Linked DNA regions of Mus musculus: region 1 is linked to region 2. The links are chromatin loops, found by intact Hi-C in ENCODE. Cell type or tissue: left cerebral cortex. All regions are shown on one strand. Each heading gives the region's core, and the rest is flanking DNA. Links, peaks and the distances in the headings are about the cores only.

Region 1 (8,338 bases), core at 265-8,264, 250 kb after region 2:
TTATTTACCAAAGGTAATCTAAAAATACTCACTGAATCTCTACATAAAGAATGACACACAAATAATATTTTCAAAAGGTAAGTTACACCTTACCCCAAACTAAAGGCTGCTCATACATTTTCATACCTCTAAGTTTTGCTCAAGTTATTCCAACCTTCTGTCCCCTTTTGCCATGCAGTGTATGATTCATTTCTCAGCATTAGGCTAAGGTGTCAACCCTTCAATGAGATGCTCTTGAATTCCTCTGGGCAGTACCAGCCACGTCTACCTTTCTGTAGCTGGGCTACTTTGCTAATGCATGGTTCTGCCCCTTTCTTTGGGGTAGTTCTAGGCGAGTCAAAGTATGTCCCAGGTTTGGGATCTATCTGTCTATTCATCCTTGATGGTTTGGGGTTTATCTGTCTACTCATCCTTGAGGACTGAGCAGGCTTGGCACATACTGAATGTGAGCTGGTTAAAATTTTGATTGCTCAGGAAAACGATAATGATTGCCTGCAGCCTGTAATGAGTGAGGTATGCATGAGATTATAGATGATCAAGACCCCTACCTGTGATACTTCAAATTCCAACACAAAATGTGACGTGGACAGAGCCACAGAGCAATATAGGGTAAAATACCAAAATTCCACAAATATATGTGTCTTTTAAGAATTTCAGATCATGTGTATGTGCTCATTTGCCCACAACTTCTCCAAGATTCATCCTCACTTCCCTAGTTACCCAACTTTGGCTTCACAAACCAAACCAAACCAACCCACCCATCAAGTCCAGTTTGTACCATTAAAATATTCTGGCATATCCGTATGGCCTCTTTTCATTGAAATATGCTCAACTTATCAGGGGCTACACTCTCATAGAGAAAACTGACATTAAAATTTCTCCAATGCTCCCGATAAACCAAGTTAAAGGTAGAGAATTTAGAGTAGGAGCCCTGAAACAGGACCCGTCCCAATCCATACGATATCTTGCATGGGGTGTGTCTATGACTTCTGTTGGTCGTCTTATCAATGCACTGCTGTGCTAAACCCTTGAGCATATGTACCTCCATCAGAGCTCTGACTTGGTAACCAGTAAAACAGACTCATTATTATTTATTATTATTTAACCAACATTTGAAATAGTTTAGAGGAGTCAATGGGGGAAGGAGAATAGGAGTGAATAATTCTGCACAGAATAGAACGGAGAGCCTCTTCAACACTGTGAGCATGCACATGTGTTTATGTGCACAATCGTGGGCAGGCAAAGCTTCTTGTCAGAGAATCCTGAGGTTGGTATGTCTTGCTGTGTGTCATTTTCTTTAGCAACTCATTGAATGTTTTGAGCCTCACCTCTCTTGTAAAATGGCATTGTTGATGAACTGTGTATGTTAAAGAGAAAAAAGTTTGGGTGTAGTTTCTGGTAGCGAGCAAGTGTGCATCCTTCTGTAATTCTAGAAGGAATTCCACAGGAAGCCCTGCAGCCAGCATAGACTGAGAAAACACGTTTGATCCCACTCCTCTGTCGACATCCTCCCAAGTCCTGGACGGCTCTGATTTTCCTGCAGGTACTCTGTGAGCTGTCCAATCCTGGAACCACTGTGTTGATGTTGGCGCCCCCATCAGCTCCTAACGGCTCTAAGCTCAGTCGTTAATAATGAAGGCTATCACTTGTCTAGGTTCCAGTTGCTGCTGCTATTCCTGGTATCAGCCGTGGTTTCAGAGAGATTTGAAGTAAAAGGAGGTAATAGAAGGAAGGACTCCTGTGGGTGCCCTTAGGAACCACTGGAATGTCTGTGCATGTCTTTGTGGCTTTTTGGTTAGCTGTTTGCCTGTGAGCTTACAATCCACATGGCTCTGGGTGAGAAAAAATCTTAAAAAGAAAAAAAATCCCATTGGCTTCTGGCAGCAGTCTCCCACTGGTACTCAAAAGCCTCTTTCTATATAGATGTTTTCTCTCTTAAGGTTGTATAAGTCTCCATTAAAAGCTGTAACTTTCACCTCAAGTAAGAGGTTTGTACTCTTGGAATTTGCTGTCGTGAGGTATGTGTTCTATTGCTGAGTTACATCCCCAGTGAGAATTTGATATGTTGTATGTGACATGTGATCACATTTAGATTTTGGGACAGCACATGCATGCGTTCTTTTTTTTTTTGTTGCTTGAATTTTTTCTTTTATTTTTTATTCACTATTTTTACGTTCCAGATTTTATCATAACCCCAACCCCACATCCACCCTCCTACTGTTCCACAATCCATTCCTCCTCTCCACTCCCTTGTCTCAATGAAGATATCCTCAACCCTCTAACCTCTTCACCAGCATCTGCTGTCACCTGAGTTTTTAATCTTAGCCATTCTGATTGGTGTAAGGCTGAATCTTAAAGAGGCACTAAAGTTTTGCTATGCCTGCTATGCCCACCATACCCACAGCTTACGTGCAGAAAAGGAACTCAAGAAAACACGAAGTTGTGGTAAGAGGAGTCTTCCTTAGGTAGGGAAGCCAGTAGTGGTTGTTTTATTTCCTGTTGCTATGTTCTCTAAAATATCTGTGTAGCAGTTCCAAAGCAAAGAAGCCCTGTGTTTTCACAGGAATGGATACACCCATTCACGCACACACATATATGTATGGAAACAGTTACATGTATGTGTAAAGTTACATATATACGTATAAAACAAAGTCAGGGCATTGGGCATCATGAATGCAAGTGTCAAGTGTTACAGGCAACCATTGCTGGATCCACAGTGATTGTTAGGATGCCCTTTTTATACCTACTTACAACCCAGTAGTCTAAGGTATTTTCTTCGTCCCTAACTGAACTCTCACAGCTATCTTCAATGTAGTTTCTTTGCCAAGAAATCTGGATGGCTGCATCTGTTTCTTTGGATTATTATAAATCACAAAATAGATCATGATGAGAAAGATTCTTGAAAAATCACTGAGTATTGTGTTCAGGAAGGTGCTGATGGAGAGCTTGAAGGACAAGTTTACGGCGGCTCTGTGGGAAGAAGAATAGAAATGTAGGGAAAGTTAAGAGTATGAAATGGAAGGAAGGTGGGCTATCGGTTGGCTTACCTTGATGGCTCTGGGTAGGTTTCTTTAGAAGCTGTGTATTGGCCAGGTATATTTGAAGCATGGAGCCACACTTTATTTCTCAGGATCTAAATGAACCATGACTTACTGAAGCAGAGGAATAAACAGCAGAGGAAAACGTGCTCCCATAACCAAAATAAATCAAGCTAAAATGTTTGTGTGCCTGGCTACGTATTAAGTTCTAATTTAACCCTTAAAGTGTGTCCATAAAGAGGGTGCTTTTGTAATTTTTATTTTTGTTTTGTTTTTATTATTATATTATGTTATATTATTTTATTATTAGCTTACAAATAAGTAAACTGAGCCAGAGAGGGTAATTCCTCTTGCAGCTACAAAGCAAAGTTTCTAGCAAGCTAGAGTGTGTGTCTTCCAAGCTCAGTCCTAAGGGTTGGCTTTGTTAGCCAGAAGGAATGTACTGGGGCAGAGCTAATTTTAGTTGTTCATTTTGTTGCTCTCTAACAGGCTTTTAAGAACAATCATAGTGCATTGTATTTGTGCATCTATCTTGAGAGCAGCCCCAAAACGGAATCAATTATAACACTTTACTTTCTACACATGGAAAATAACAAAAAACGGGACATTTGCATAAAATCAGTTTTCTACTTAAGTAATGGGAAATCAAGGTCTCTGATTCCTTAGCTAAGGTTTCAGATTCCAGGGTCACACTGCCACCTAGTGTAGAGAGAGCATATTCCCCCCCAAGCAGAAAGTACTGAACCGGGTGTAAGATGCCAAGGGATGCAGCAAAAGGGAGCATGTTTAAGAGGAAGGGATTTCAGGATTAATGATGGTTCTATGTTTTATTAATGGAGGTTAGCGTGTAGGAGCTCAATTTTATTATTAATAGCATTGAGTTTATTATTAATAGCATTGAGTTGGTGAGTGATAATAGGGTAAAGTGTAAAGAGGAGACAGGTATCTCTACTTATTTATTTTATTATATCTATTAATTTATTATGCCCTTACGGTTTCCATATTATTTATTTATTTTTCTATTCATTCATTCATTCATTCATTCATTCACTCATTCACTTTACATCCTGAGCCCAGCTTCCACCTCTCCTCCCAGTGGCCCTCTCACACAGCCTCCCTCTTCCTCTCTCCTCCTTGGAGAAGGGTGAGGCTCTCCTGGGTACCAACTCACCTTGGCACACCAAGTCACTGCAGGACTAGGCACATTCTCTCCCACTGAGGCCAGACAAGGTGACCCAGTTATGGGACTAGGATCCAAAGGTAGGCAGCAGAGTCAGGGACAGCTGCTGCTCTAATTGTTAGGAAACCCACCTGAATAGCAAGCTGTACATCTGCTACATATATGTCTAGTCCACGCTTGCTCTTTAGTGGTTCAGTCTTTGGGAAGTCCCTAAGGGTCCAGGTTAGTTGACTCTGTTGGTCTTTTTATGGAGTTCCTATCCCCTCCCTGACAAGTACATTTTAAAAATAGATGTCTTGTAAGGAATGTAATGCATGTGTCTTTTCATTATCTCTAAGGGTCTCAGGAAGTCTTATCGGTTAAACTGATAATTATTTAGAAATCTTATTTAACAAATAATTATTATATACTTATAGCCTGCAAGGCAGTGCCTGTGGCAACAAAGGGGATGGGCTCAAAGGAGTTGTAAACATGACTTGAATAAGCAGAGGCTTTCAATGGGCCACCACCAGCAGCAGCATTCCCAGCAACAGCAGCAGCAACATTTCGGAGCTTATTAAGATGCAAATTTTTGGACCTGCCTTAAATCTTCTGGGACTGGAGTCCAGTAATCTGTTTTAAGCATCTTGGTGGTTGATTCAAATGTAGCTTTTGGCTCCACTGTTAGAAAAGAAGCCCTGCCAGTACACAGAGAACCTTGCTGATGGGCTAGAATGCATGGTTTGGAGGAAAGCAAATGAGTCTTAGGACACGAACCAGCTGCTGTCAACTTGGAGATCCACAGGCAGCAAATACAGCAACGGCTCCCTGAAGCATATGTGCTCTGGTGGGTGGCAGATTGATTTCTCTCTTCCTTGGAGAACTGGAAATGGTCATATTTTAGAGGAAGCAAAAATAATACCCTGGAAAGGTTTGGGGGTTGGCAAGGTCAACATTGCCGTGTCTTTGGCATTACTGTTTTACTGCACGAGCACATATATTTGCGAGCGATTGCACAGAGAGATGAGTATACCATGGGGCTGTTTGCTTGCTCCGAGTCTAGATGATTAGGCTACAATTATGTGCATAGAACCAAAATAAGCAGATTTAAAATAGAGCTTTGATCAGGGTAGAATTTCTTTACAGTCAAACTGAACCCAACACAGGACAGTGGGAGTCTTAGTTTTTGCAACTCTCTGATTGTTAATCAGCATCTCAGCCAGAGGTTTCTATGATAAGTTTCAGGCTCTAGCTGTGGCTAATTTACAGCACCCTCACACAGCTCACACATGCTACCAGGCGCTCTGGATCTTACACTGAAAGATGTAATAAAGATGAATAAAAGCAGATGAATTAAGCTTCAAACTCAACTTCAGTAAGAAGCTGGTTAAAACACTCCTGCTTATTTGAAACTATAAAGTAATAGAATGCGGTGGTCACAACATCTTTATTGTCGTCAGGTTATCATTACTCAATTCAAAATCACATTTAAAAGAAAAACAGATACTCATGTGGAAACAAAGGAACTTGCCCCACTATTTGGTGAGCTTGGTGTAATGTCCCAAGTCCTGTGTCAGGAAGTAAGAGGCATTGTGTCCACTGTGTTCCAGTCCAGTATTTTTTTTTCTAACCATGACTTGCAAGTCATTACTGATTCTCACAACAATATTTTGATCTGGTCATCTTTATTAGAAAAGGGAATAGAAAATGAATCGAAAAATAGAATATAGCACATTTACAGGCGTACGTGTTATTTTCTGAAACCTTTGCTTTAGTTTGTGTATAAGCTGTTGAAATGGGTCTCTCCCATCCTTTAAGCAACACCGGAATCTCTTCCAAAGACATGCCTGACAGTGTCACTGGGTACCCAAGGGCTTATGGTAGTTTCCACGACAACCAGAACAAAGTCTAAACTCCTTAGTACTATTCATAATCCCTCACCAAGTTCTTCCTATTGGATATTTCGAAAAAATTTCCCATATATTTAGTTGTTCAAGCTCAAAACCAGGAATATCCAGGAATATATTTTCTCTGTGCCCTCCATCCCTCCACCCCTCTACCCTTCCACCTCTCCATCCCTCAACCCCTTCCAACCTACTTTATCAATCTTACCTCTTCATCTTCATCCAGTCTTTCCTACCATCGATCCCCTCAGAGCAGCCTTCCCTGGCCCCCCTCCATTTAGGCCAGTCTCCACATCTCTTTCTGGCAAAACATTTCCCCAATAGTTTTAATTAAAGTTCCGACTGAAAATGTTTGGTGTCTGTCTCCCCATCCATGTGAGAACTGTGAGGGCCAGAGAGCTGGTCTGTGCTGTAACTGTAGAGTTGAGTTTAGGGTTCAAAGTAGGAGGGTTATGACTGACTAATTACCAAACGGTCTCTAAGCTCAGCTGGTCATTCCCCATGTGTGTTTTCTTCCTCCCATTACATAGTGTGCTTTCCCAGCCTAAGATGCACTGTTCTTCCCCAGTCTCTTGTAGGCTTCTAGTCATCTTTTCAGATTTCATCTCCTGGATGAAAGATTTCCCCGTGCCCTTGGAGTGAGTTCATCCTTGTTGACAGTCATTTTTATTCTCAGTAATGTAAGTCATTTTTCTTTCCCTGCTACAATGTGATTTTCCTCAGGGCAGGCGTGTGGTTATTTGTGCTTTTTGTCTCCTCAGCTACTAGTATTTATTTGGTGATACAGTTATTCGATAAATATGTATCGAATGCTTGAACAAACAAATGAAAGAAAACAGATGTTCAAGAAGGATGACTGTGACCATGGTCCCTAATTTAAGTTATAAGGAATAAATCATTTTGATTTATGGACGAGGACATATTTGTGCATATACACACTATAGGATCTTTGTGTACATGGTGGAGAGTTAAGGAGTGTGCAAAACTAATTATTATGTATAAAATTGATTGCTTGAAATGTCATGTTTTCTTAATGAATTTATGATCTGTCTGGAATGACAATTTTTTCTTTCGATTGGTTTTTCAGGGACAAATAGTATGTGTGTGTGTGGAACAGTGTTAGCGACAAAACCAAAAAACGAAAACAAAACAAAACTAAGTCTGGAGAGATGGCTCAGTGGGTAGGAGCACTTACCACTCCTGCAGAGAGGACCGGAGCTCAGTTCCCCCACCTATGTTTGTTGGATCTCAGCTGCCTGAAACGCCAGTTCAGGGGGACCTGATGCCCACTTCTGGCCTCTGCAGGTAACTGCAGTCATGTGCAAATTTCCCACACTTGGACACATAATTAAAAGAAAACAAAAAGATGGAAAAGCTTAAGGCCCTTTGACTTAAGGGTACCGCTTGATCTAAACAAGGATAGTGTGGAGTTTGAGTCTTTCTCCTGTGAGAATTTCATGTTACATTAGGAAATATAGTCAATGCTAGCTAAGATGGATGGAGCAGACAAAAGTATTTTTCTCGGGATTTTCATTTTTGTCTTAATAGAACTGTTAGCTTGTTGTTCACTATTTAAAGTAAACAGCCAGCCTGGCCAGAAGACTTGCCACTTGGGACCTTAGTTTCCTCTCATCTTTTATCTTTTATTCAGCGGCCCGTTCACCTGCTTTCTTATTTTAGTTGTAAAGAATTCTTCAAAGTGGCTTGAGAAGGGGCAAGCACGAAGGCGAGTTCTCTCAAACCCTTTGAAGGATTTCTGGAACACCTACGTGTACAGGAAAATTGCCTTTCTTCTTTCTTACAGATCACAAAACGCAGAGCTTGTCTAGAAAGAAATTCCTTTTGGAAAATGCCTTTCTCTCTGCAGATCTAAGGCTGGCTAGTTTCCCATAATTTCAGGCCATTAGGAAGCTCCCCAGAGGCAGGTTTTTCATTTTACATAAACTTCAACTAGCTTAAACAAATAAGTAGGTCTCAGGCCATTCAATGTTCTGAGCCAGGGCAGCTGCCTCAGAGATTGGGAATTTTGATAGAGAGCAAGCCCTGTGGACAGCACCACCCAGTAAGAAGAAACTTCCCAACCCCTCTAAATGAGTAGGCTAGGCACAAGACCACAGAAAGGGAGCCCGGGTAAGGTCCAATCAGAAACTCTCCGGCAAGCTGAGAGAGGCCAAAGTAAGAAAGACTTTACTGAAATAACAAACAGGCAAGGACTTGGGAGATATCTCAGTGGGTAA
Region 2 (8,338 bases), core at 300-8,299:
TGACAGATCCACAAAGATCAAGGGTCAGTATTTGAGGAAACTTTCAGATTTACAACTTTTAAAAATTGAAGTATTTATATTAAAAAAAACAGAAATAGTATAATAATCTGTTTTTGTTTTAATACCACCTGTAGGGATATGGGGATGCAGCTGACTATGATTTGCCTCATGCTCTAGCAGAGGCATGGTTTGCTGGCTGCAATTCTGGGAACTTTTCAGAGGGTATATAAAATGCTAGGACCCCAAGAGGCCGAGTTGGTGGTTGGTGATGTGTCGTGGTATGTTAGTAACTGCTCGAAGAAGAAACAAGGAAGCAATTAGACTCAGAGATACCTTTCCCGTCACTCTTTCTCTCCTATCAAGCGACGGGGGTGAAGTGGGAGGGGTTGAGAGTGGGAAAGGAAGAACCACAAAGTAGAAAGGCCACTACAAGCAAAGAAGAAACAAGGAAGAGATTAGATTCGGGGTCTCTGTATGCCCTCCCCACCCCCAATCCTTTCTCTCCTATCCAGTGATAGGGATAAACCCAGGAGGGGGAGACAAAGGGTGGGACAAAAGAGAACACCACAAATAAGCCAAGACCAGCTACACACCTCTGTGCTTATAAATTAATTCTGTAAGCATAAACATCAGCTCCTGGGGTAAACTTTACTTTTCAGTAAAAGTTCTTTTACAAGAGTTTTCTCTAACCCCTTCCCTGGCTAACTCTTGGAGCTGGCTCTTACAACCAAATATGCTCAGCTGTTTCTACTCTGACCCAAAAGGCAAGGTGTCTTTACATATTAGAGTCAGCCCACTGTAAGCACGTGGAAAGCACAAGTGCAGCATGAGCCACCCCACTACAGTAGAAACTACTGACAAAACCATCTAAACGTGTCTCCATCTTCCCACCTAGTCACCAACTGAGGGAGTGAAAGACAACTACGGCAGTCAAGCAATGACAATTCTGGCATGATGTGGTCAGAGTCCAGAAATGACTCCTGAGTTTTAACTTCCTGCAGGTTTTTCACCGATCCCTTAAACCCCTAACAAAAACTGGACGCAGTGGCTCTGTAGCTACACCCTGCTCTACATCCTGATTCATACACTGGCACACAGTACATGACGCACGATCCTCTTACCCTTGGACTCTGACTACCAGTAATAATCACCTCCCATACCATCTCAACCAAATCTGATCATTTTCAAAGACAGCTCGCCAAAATAAAACGGCCATATAGAAACCACTTCTACCTTCTATATACCATACCCTGGGTGTATATAGCAGTGTCGTCTAATTCTTGCTCTAGTTAGTGAAAGCTCACTGTACCTTCAACTCACAAGTCTCCTGTGATTCACAGGGTCCCCCAACGCCACGCCCTTTTACAATGTACTTACTCTCATTCACACTCACTGCCTCTGACTGTTCATTCTTATACTCATTCATACAACCAAAAGGTATTTGCTGAGTTCTATTTTCCTACCAAACTCATTCACTGTGCTTTAAGGCTGAGGAAGCTACTCTGAGCAACATAAACAAGACTTCTCCTTCAAAGCTGCAATTCAATAGAAATATGGAGTGCCCAACCATTACTTCAGTGATGTTCTAATTATAAGTGTGGTAAGATTTAAAATAATGTCGCAAGTGTACAAATAAAAGTAAACTTAGTCTGGGAAGCTGAAGGGAAACTAGAAATGACATTTAAGCAAAATGTAAAGATGAGCAAAAGCTGAAACAACAGAAGCCAGAAGGCTCATTCGTAGGACTAGCACAAAGGCTTTGAGGAATCATCAGAGCTGGTGAGCAAGGGTCAAGGCCCAGGGAAAGGGCGAGAAAGAAAGAAAGAGAAGGTTATTTCTTTTTTTTGGTTTTTTTTTTTTTGGGGGGGGGGGGGTTCAAGACAGGGTTTCTCTGTATAGCCCTGGCTGTCCTGGAGCTCACTTTGTAGACCAGGATGGCCTTGAACTCAGAAATCCGCCTGCCTCTGCCTCCTGAGTGCTGGGATTAAAGGCGTGCACCACCACGCCCGGCCGAGAAGGTTATTTCTTATAGCCGCTACCGTTACACTTGGCATACTGTTTCAGAATCACTCATTCTGAATATTGCCATGTTCAGTCTCCATTAAACATACTCCTTTCAGTCTTATAAAAGTTTCTGTACCAAAACCTAATCCAGTTCTTAACTGTCCTCAAGACCTGTGGAAAAAAGAAGTGTTTGAATTAAGAAAGCAGCATACCCTTTGAATACTACAAAGTCTGAAAAAATTAACTCTAGGGTTCAAAACCTTGAGTCTCTGACTGCCCTAAAACTTACTGAGCAAGAAAGTCATTTTCATTCCAATTTTTACATATTTTAAAAAAATCAAAGCCAGTATTACTTATGAATGAAGCTTAAATTCTGAAAAGTAAATTTAAGATGGCAAATTTAAAATGACTCCATATCCTCGCTACCCATACTGCCACCAATTAATAATCATGAGAACTGCTTTCAACTCCTGCAGAGTCACAGTGATAGCCGGAGTCAGGCAGCTCTATCTGGCAGTTCCTGCTCTCCAGTTGTACAATGTATTGAAGAACAGGGTCAAGAGCAGGAGCCGGGACCTGTGCCATCATGTCCTCCTTCCTTGCTAATACTGTCAGTACCAGACATACAAGCTAATGACTAAGAAAGTGTCAAAATCCAACCGGCACTCCTCTGCTAACTCTACTCAGGTAACAGATGATAAACTAAGCTTTCTTTTAGGTCCATGTTCTCACAGAATAATGGGAAACTCTTTTAAAGTAAGAAAACAGAACTTCACCACTTACATTTATTATGGTTACTGACATATAGAACAACAGATTCAAAGTCATACAAAAAGCCAAGGAGGATTTTACTCTAAGAATATGTCAAAATGGGCTCGCCCATACCAAAAGCACAAAACTTTACAAGAAGTGTATAAAGTTATACAGTGTATAGTATGCATACTCAGGAAGGAAAGATAGGAAAATCACAAGACTGAGGCTAACCAGGATGACAAACCCATCTCAAAAAAGAGGAGGGATGTAACAGTGGAAAAATGCTTGCCTCCCACATAGAAATCAATGGTGTTTGATCCCACAGTACACACAAATGCATCTTACACATACATACACACACACACACACACACCCTATAAATCCTAAGTAAAATGTGAAATGGTCATACCAGTGAATATTTCCTTAAGTATCAAAATAAAACAATAAAATAATTTACAACCATTATTCTAGGTTTGGCTGAAATTCATAATCTTTCTAAGTCACTGACAACAGAGCCCATGGCCTTCCAGTGGAGCCCTTGAACTACTGATACTAGACTATCCCACTTTTCCCACTTCTCAAGAAAAGAGAAAATTCATAATTAAGTGACTAAACAAGAGCAAAATAAAAAGCTATTCATTCCACATACATGGACTGGATTCACGCGGTTACACAAAAGTGATCAAAACAAATGTTGCCTACTGTTCAGAAGTAAAACTTCTTTACCCAATTAAAGAAGAACGTAATTGCTTTCTTTCCATCTCCCAAAAACAGAAAAAAAAAAAAAAAAGGTTAACACATTTAGTGAAAATCTGAAAATCTGATTGCAGTACCCCTTTGGAGAAAGAAATTTGAATCTTTTAAGTTACTTCTATTCATGAAAGGAAATTATTGGCTTACATTGACTTACATAATTCTTTTACAAATGTGTATGAATTTTCATGTCTCTGTGCCATCTGCATGCCTGGTGGCTACAGGGGCCAGCAGAGGGCCTGGGACCTGCTGTTCCTAGAGTTACAGAGAGAGCTGCTATGTGGCTCGGGAGCAGCCGGTGTTCTGACCCTAGACCATCTCTGCAGCCCTGGATGCTCTTTAGCCACAGCTTCCCAGACCAGAGTCTTTACTTAACTGTGTTAGGACTCAAGGTGATGAAACATAAACTAACTCTGGCCCTTGTTCCTTTTCTTAGCTTCTAATAACCTATTTTTTTTAAGTGTTTTACAAGTAAAAAGATAAGAGAGTGACTGAGCTTCAATACAGAACACTATTTCCTAATAACCACATGCAAGAATCAAGTACCAAGCAAGCAAATAAATATTACTACAAAAATCAGGCATGCCTTTTCTTTTAAATGCCTTGCCTAAGGATTACATGGGATAACCTCACAGTCAAGTTACTATAATGCTGTAAAGTGCTTCATAAAAATCCCAATTAAAGTGTGTACATGTGATTTCGCCCAGTAAGGAAGTAGCTGTTATGACAGAGAGATGATGCTGATGTTATGAGACTTAATTTATTCACATATAACCCAGCCTACTGCAATGGACTCTTTTGCTCAGTGTTGAGAGAAAACAGTAAAAACTCTAGAAAAGTAGTTAAATAATGCAGAAATCTTAATCCTCGCTCACAATGGCTGTCTCTGCTCCCAGCAACTACCTATTTCCCAGAGAAAAATCAAATGTACATTTTCCTAACTACATAGAAGTAGGATTTTTAAATCTCCATTACTCTCCATGATATTACTTACATTAGAAATAAACCACATCTCCAAACAAAAACTATCAGCTAAAAATAATTTATCTATTTCAAAGGCTCAAGCAGAAACCTCCACCTGAACTAAAAATAGTGGGGTTTTTTTTTCTTCTTCTTCTTCTCAGTATCTTAAAATGCACCTTCCACATTTATGAAGTGGACAGACCAGTGTCCACAAATTCGCCAATGGGTCGTCTGGGGGAATCTAACGACTGAACTCTTTATGAACATAACACACTTTCCTTAGGACACTATAACATCCAGAATAAGAGAGTGTGAGTGTGTGTGTGTGTGTGTGTGTGTGTGTGTGTTATACATAGTATACACAAATAATGAAAACCCTATCTCGATTATGTTATGCAGTGACATCTCAAACCACCCCAAAACACTGTTCTTTTTCAGAAACAGAAGTAAACGCCCTGTGCAAGAGCTGTCAGGTGGGCAGGCAGGTAGGGCTCCATCTGGGACACCGCACCACTGGGGAAAGGGAGGACGACGCGATCTCGTGGGAGGAAGGGAGGGTCGCCAAGAGGACAGGGACCTAAGGGCGACTCCACCCACGGAGTCGCTGAGGCTGAGGCAGGAGGGCTCCCACAGCCCTATCAGCACCGCCCAGCCGGCGGCCCAAGGCGGTGGCAGCGGCGCGACGCCGGCTCCGAGCCGGAGGCTGAGGCCGCGACCTCCGTGCTAGCCGAGAGCCAGAGGCCGCCCGCCCTCCCGGGAGAGCCGGCGCGGACGAGACGCCGCGGAGGGTGGGAAGGTCACAGCCGCAGGAGGCCCCGGCCGAGCGGCCACCAAGCCCGCGCGCTACCTTTGGCCTCGCAGTCGGCGCAGTACTTGTTGTCCTCCTCCCTCAGCAGTTTGGACAGGATGAGCTGGTGCTGCTCGTTCAGCTTCTGAGCCTTCTCCCGACAGGAGCGTGTCGCCATGTCGGCGGCGGGGCGGCGGGCCCGGACGCGGGCGAGCGGACGGGCGGACGGCGCTGGCGAGGCCGGGCGGGCGAGGGCACCTGACGCCGCTGGGGCCGCGGACGGACTCGGCCCAGGAAGCGGCGGCAGCGGCGGTGGCGGCGGCGGCTGGAACCGGAGGAGGGGCGGCGGCGGCCGAGCCAGCGCCGACGTGTCCCGCCTCCTCGCCGGGCCCGCCGCACGCTCCGCCCGAGCCGGCGAGGGGCGGGGCGGGAAGAGCCGCCGCTTCCGGGAGGACGCAGCGCTGGGCGCTGCGCATGCGCCCAGCTGCCCGCGTGCCGGGAGACTCCCAAGGTGATTCCAGAGAAGCGTCTGACGCTCCCCGGGGCGAGATTCCCCACTCTTGACACCTGATCGTCGCTTGAAGCCTCTAGAGACCTGAAAGTGGAAGAATTTTTTTTTTTTACCGGGAAGCGACTTTCACAGTCTTTGCATTTTTCACAGTCTTTGCATTTGTGTACACAGCACTGGAAATGTCCAAATTATAGTTATATATATATAGTTATAATGGGTAGATGCATCCCATGTGTGTGCATCGGGAGTTTGGAAACGGTATACTAGAAGCGGATGGAATGAAATGGGGCTAAAAGTGTCTTACGTTTTAGAGGAAAATAGACATGTTTGGGGGGGAGAGGTAACGTAATAAACCCTACCTCCCTCAACAATATTGATAATCTCATATACAGGAAAATGAGGCAAAACAGTCAAGTCACTTGGCCATGCTACAAGTGGAAGAGTTAAAACCAGGCAATATACCCCGCCTAGGAAGAGGGAAAGTGATCAAAAAGTGAATTATTAAAGGGATGTCACTTTAAGAAATTGTGTGCTGCTAGGATCCCTTCCCTGGGAGAAACTTAAGCCTGTTCCTTCTCGTAAGATCCTAAAGACAAACTTAGGTATAATTCCAACAAAGTTCACCCAGGAGAACCAATGAGCTTATTAGGCTTAAAGAGCAACTGGTAAGGGGTATGGATAGGAGCATAGATGACCTTAGAATAGCCACACTGGAAGGTCTGCACATAGCAAGGATGATGGTCCTTAGGAACCTGACATGGAATTCCCTCCCTCCATCTTCCCCCAGGTATATCCTCTAGCCCCTCCCTGAGACCAGATACAAGCAGGGCAGAACCACATACAACAGTGACTGAATAGTGTGGTAGGGGTTCCCTTCCATAAGTCTCCATATACCCTCCCTATGGTGGAACATAAATAGTCAACAGGCCCAGCTGTGATGGTCCTTTGCAAGAAGGCCAAGCACAAGGCTTCTGAAACTGACAGTGTGTTTCAGAAGATGTTCCTACATAACACAATGTAAACGACATTCTTCCCTGCAAGGAAAGACAGTTTTAAAAAGGAAGACATTCTCGATGATAGCCCATCAGGTTTACTAAGGTTGAACTCAGTGAAACAGTTGGAGTGATTCGGCTTGCTGTGTAGTAAGTATGAGCAATACTATGTGTGGGCCTTATGTAAGTAGAATAAACATAGCCCTGGCCTGAGGTAGGAGAGATGCTAAGAATGGCAGGAAGCAGGATTCTCTGTGATACGCTCTACCTATCCCTCTTGGGCTTAAGATTCCAAAGACATAAAAGCGGATCATGGCAGGGAAGCATTGGCAGAGAGCAGAAGACACAGTCACTGGAGCAGAAGCTGGAGGCTATCTTGGAAGCAGAGCATGCTGGGAACACAGAAAGGCTTTACAACTCAAACCTTACACATGTGACATACTGCCTCGGCAAGGCCATGCCTCCTAAACTTACCCAAACAGTGTCACTAACTAGGGACCAATTATGCAAACATCTCAGCCTATGGGAGATAGTCTCATCAAACCACCACATTATGACAACAAGATGAGGCAGGAAACACCGAAAATGTAGTTTAGCAACCTGGAAGAGAGAGAGAGAGAGAGAGAGAGAGAGAGAGACTCCCTTTAAAAACAAAAGTTATTAATTCCTTAAGAGTTTCATACATACAATGCATTTTTATTGTATCTCCCACCACATACTCCTCCTCTACAACCCTATCTCAACCTAATGTCCTCTGATCTGAGGGGTGTGTGTGTGTGTGTGTGTGTTGCGGTTTTGAGGTTTGAGGTCACTAGATCGTTTTTTTTTTTTTTTTTTTTTTTTTTTTTTTTTTTGCACTGCCCACATATTCGTGGCTGTGGTGCTCTCCACTAGAACAGAGGTTCTTAACCTTCCTAGTAAAGCAACCCTTGAATATATTTCCTCATGTTGTGATGACCCCCACACACACCCATAAAATTATTTGTGTTGCTACTTTATAACTATAATTTTGCTACTTTTATGAGTCATAATGTAAATGTGGTGGTTTGAATATGTTTAGCCCGGGGAGGTGTGGCCTTGGTGGAGGAAGTTTGTCACTGTTGCAGTAGGCTTTGACCCTTTTCCTAGTTGCCTGGAAGTCAGTCTTCTACTGACTGCTTTTGGATCAAGATGTAGAACTCTTGGCTCCTTCTCCAGCACCATGTCTGCCTGGACACTGCCATGATTCCTGCCATGATAATAATGGACTGAACCTCCGAACCTGAAAGCCAGCCCCAATTAAATGTTGTCCCTTATAAGAGTTTCTTTGGTCATGATGTGTGACAGAATTTTTCCTGTCAAATCACACTAACAGGAGTGTGATGCAGAAGGCCAGTGATTGTACAGGGAAAGAGAGGAGAAGCTAAGAGTTGCAGAGACAGAGAGCTTCTATGGAGAGAAAAAGGGCCAAGATAGAAGCAGATAGACAGGAAGAAGAACCTGAAACAGCATGGCTTTAATTAGCCACTGGTAGTTATGATATCATAAAGGATAGAATAATTGGGATAATTTGTTTAATCTAGGTGGGCAGCTTTT

The links. Peaks named below come from ENCODE experiments on the same cell type or tissue, not always from the same donor. Only the 100,000 strongest peaks of a DNase experiment are listed, where the experiment ranks them.
Region 1: a loop joins it to region 2, with 2.8 times the contacts of the local background. A loop is called at or near these places in 2 of 42 quality-filtered maps.

The regions. Positions count from the first base shown.
Region 1 is chr1:24,167,919-24,176,256 of GRCm38, forward strand. No RefSeq gene overlaps it. Among named protein-coding and RNA genes, the nearest start is that of Col9a1, 5.5 kb to the right of the region's middle. In left cerebral cortex, for the core only: a CTCF peak has its summit at 3,750 (motif pointing left); DNase peaks (open chromatin) are centred at 3,739, 5,014 and 5,351.
Region 2 is chr1:23,916,718-23,925,055 of GRCm38, forward strand. It overlaps Smap1 (small ArfGAP 1), which reads right to left and starts at 5,664. Exons shown (of 10, transcript NM_028534.3): 1 at 5,321-5,664. The coding sequence starts at 5,438. In left cerebral cortex, for the core only: a CTCF peak has its summit at 3,725 (motif pointing right); DNase peaks (open chromatin) are centred at 2,537, 3,781 and 5,711; H3K4me3 peaks cover 3,000 bases; H3K27ac peaks cover 1,043 bases.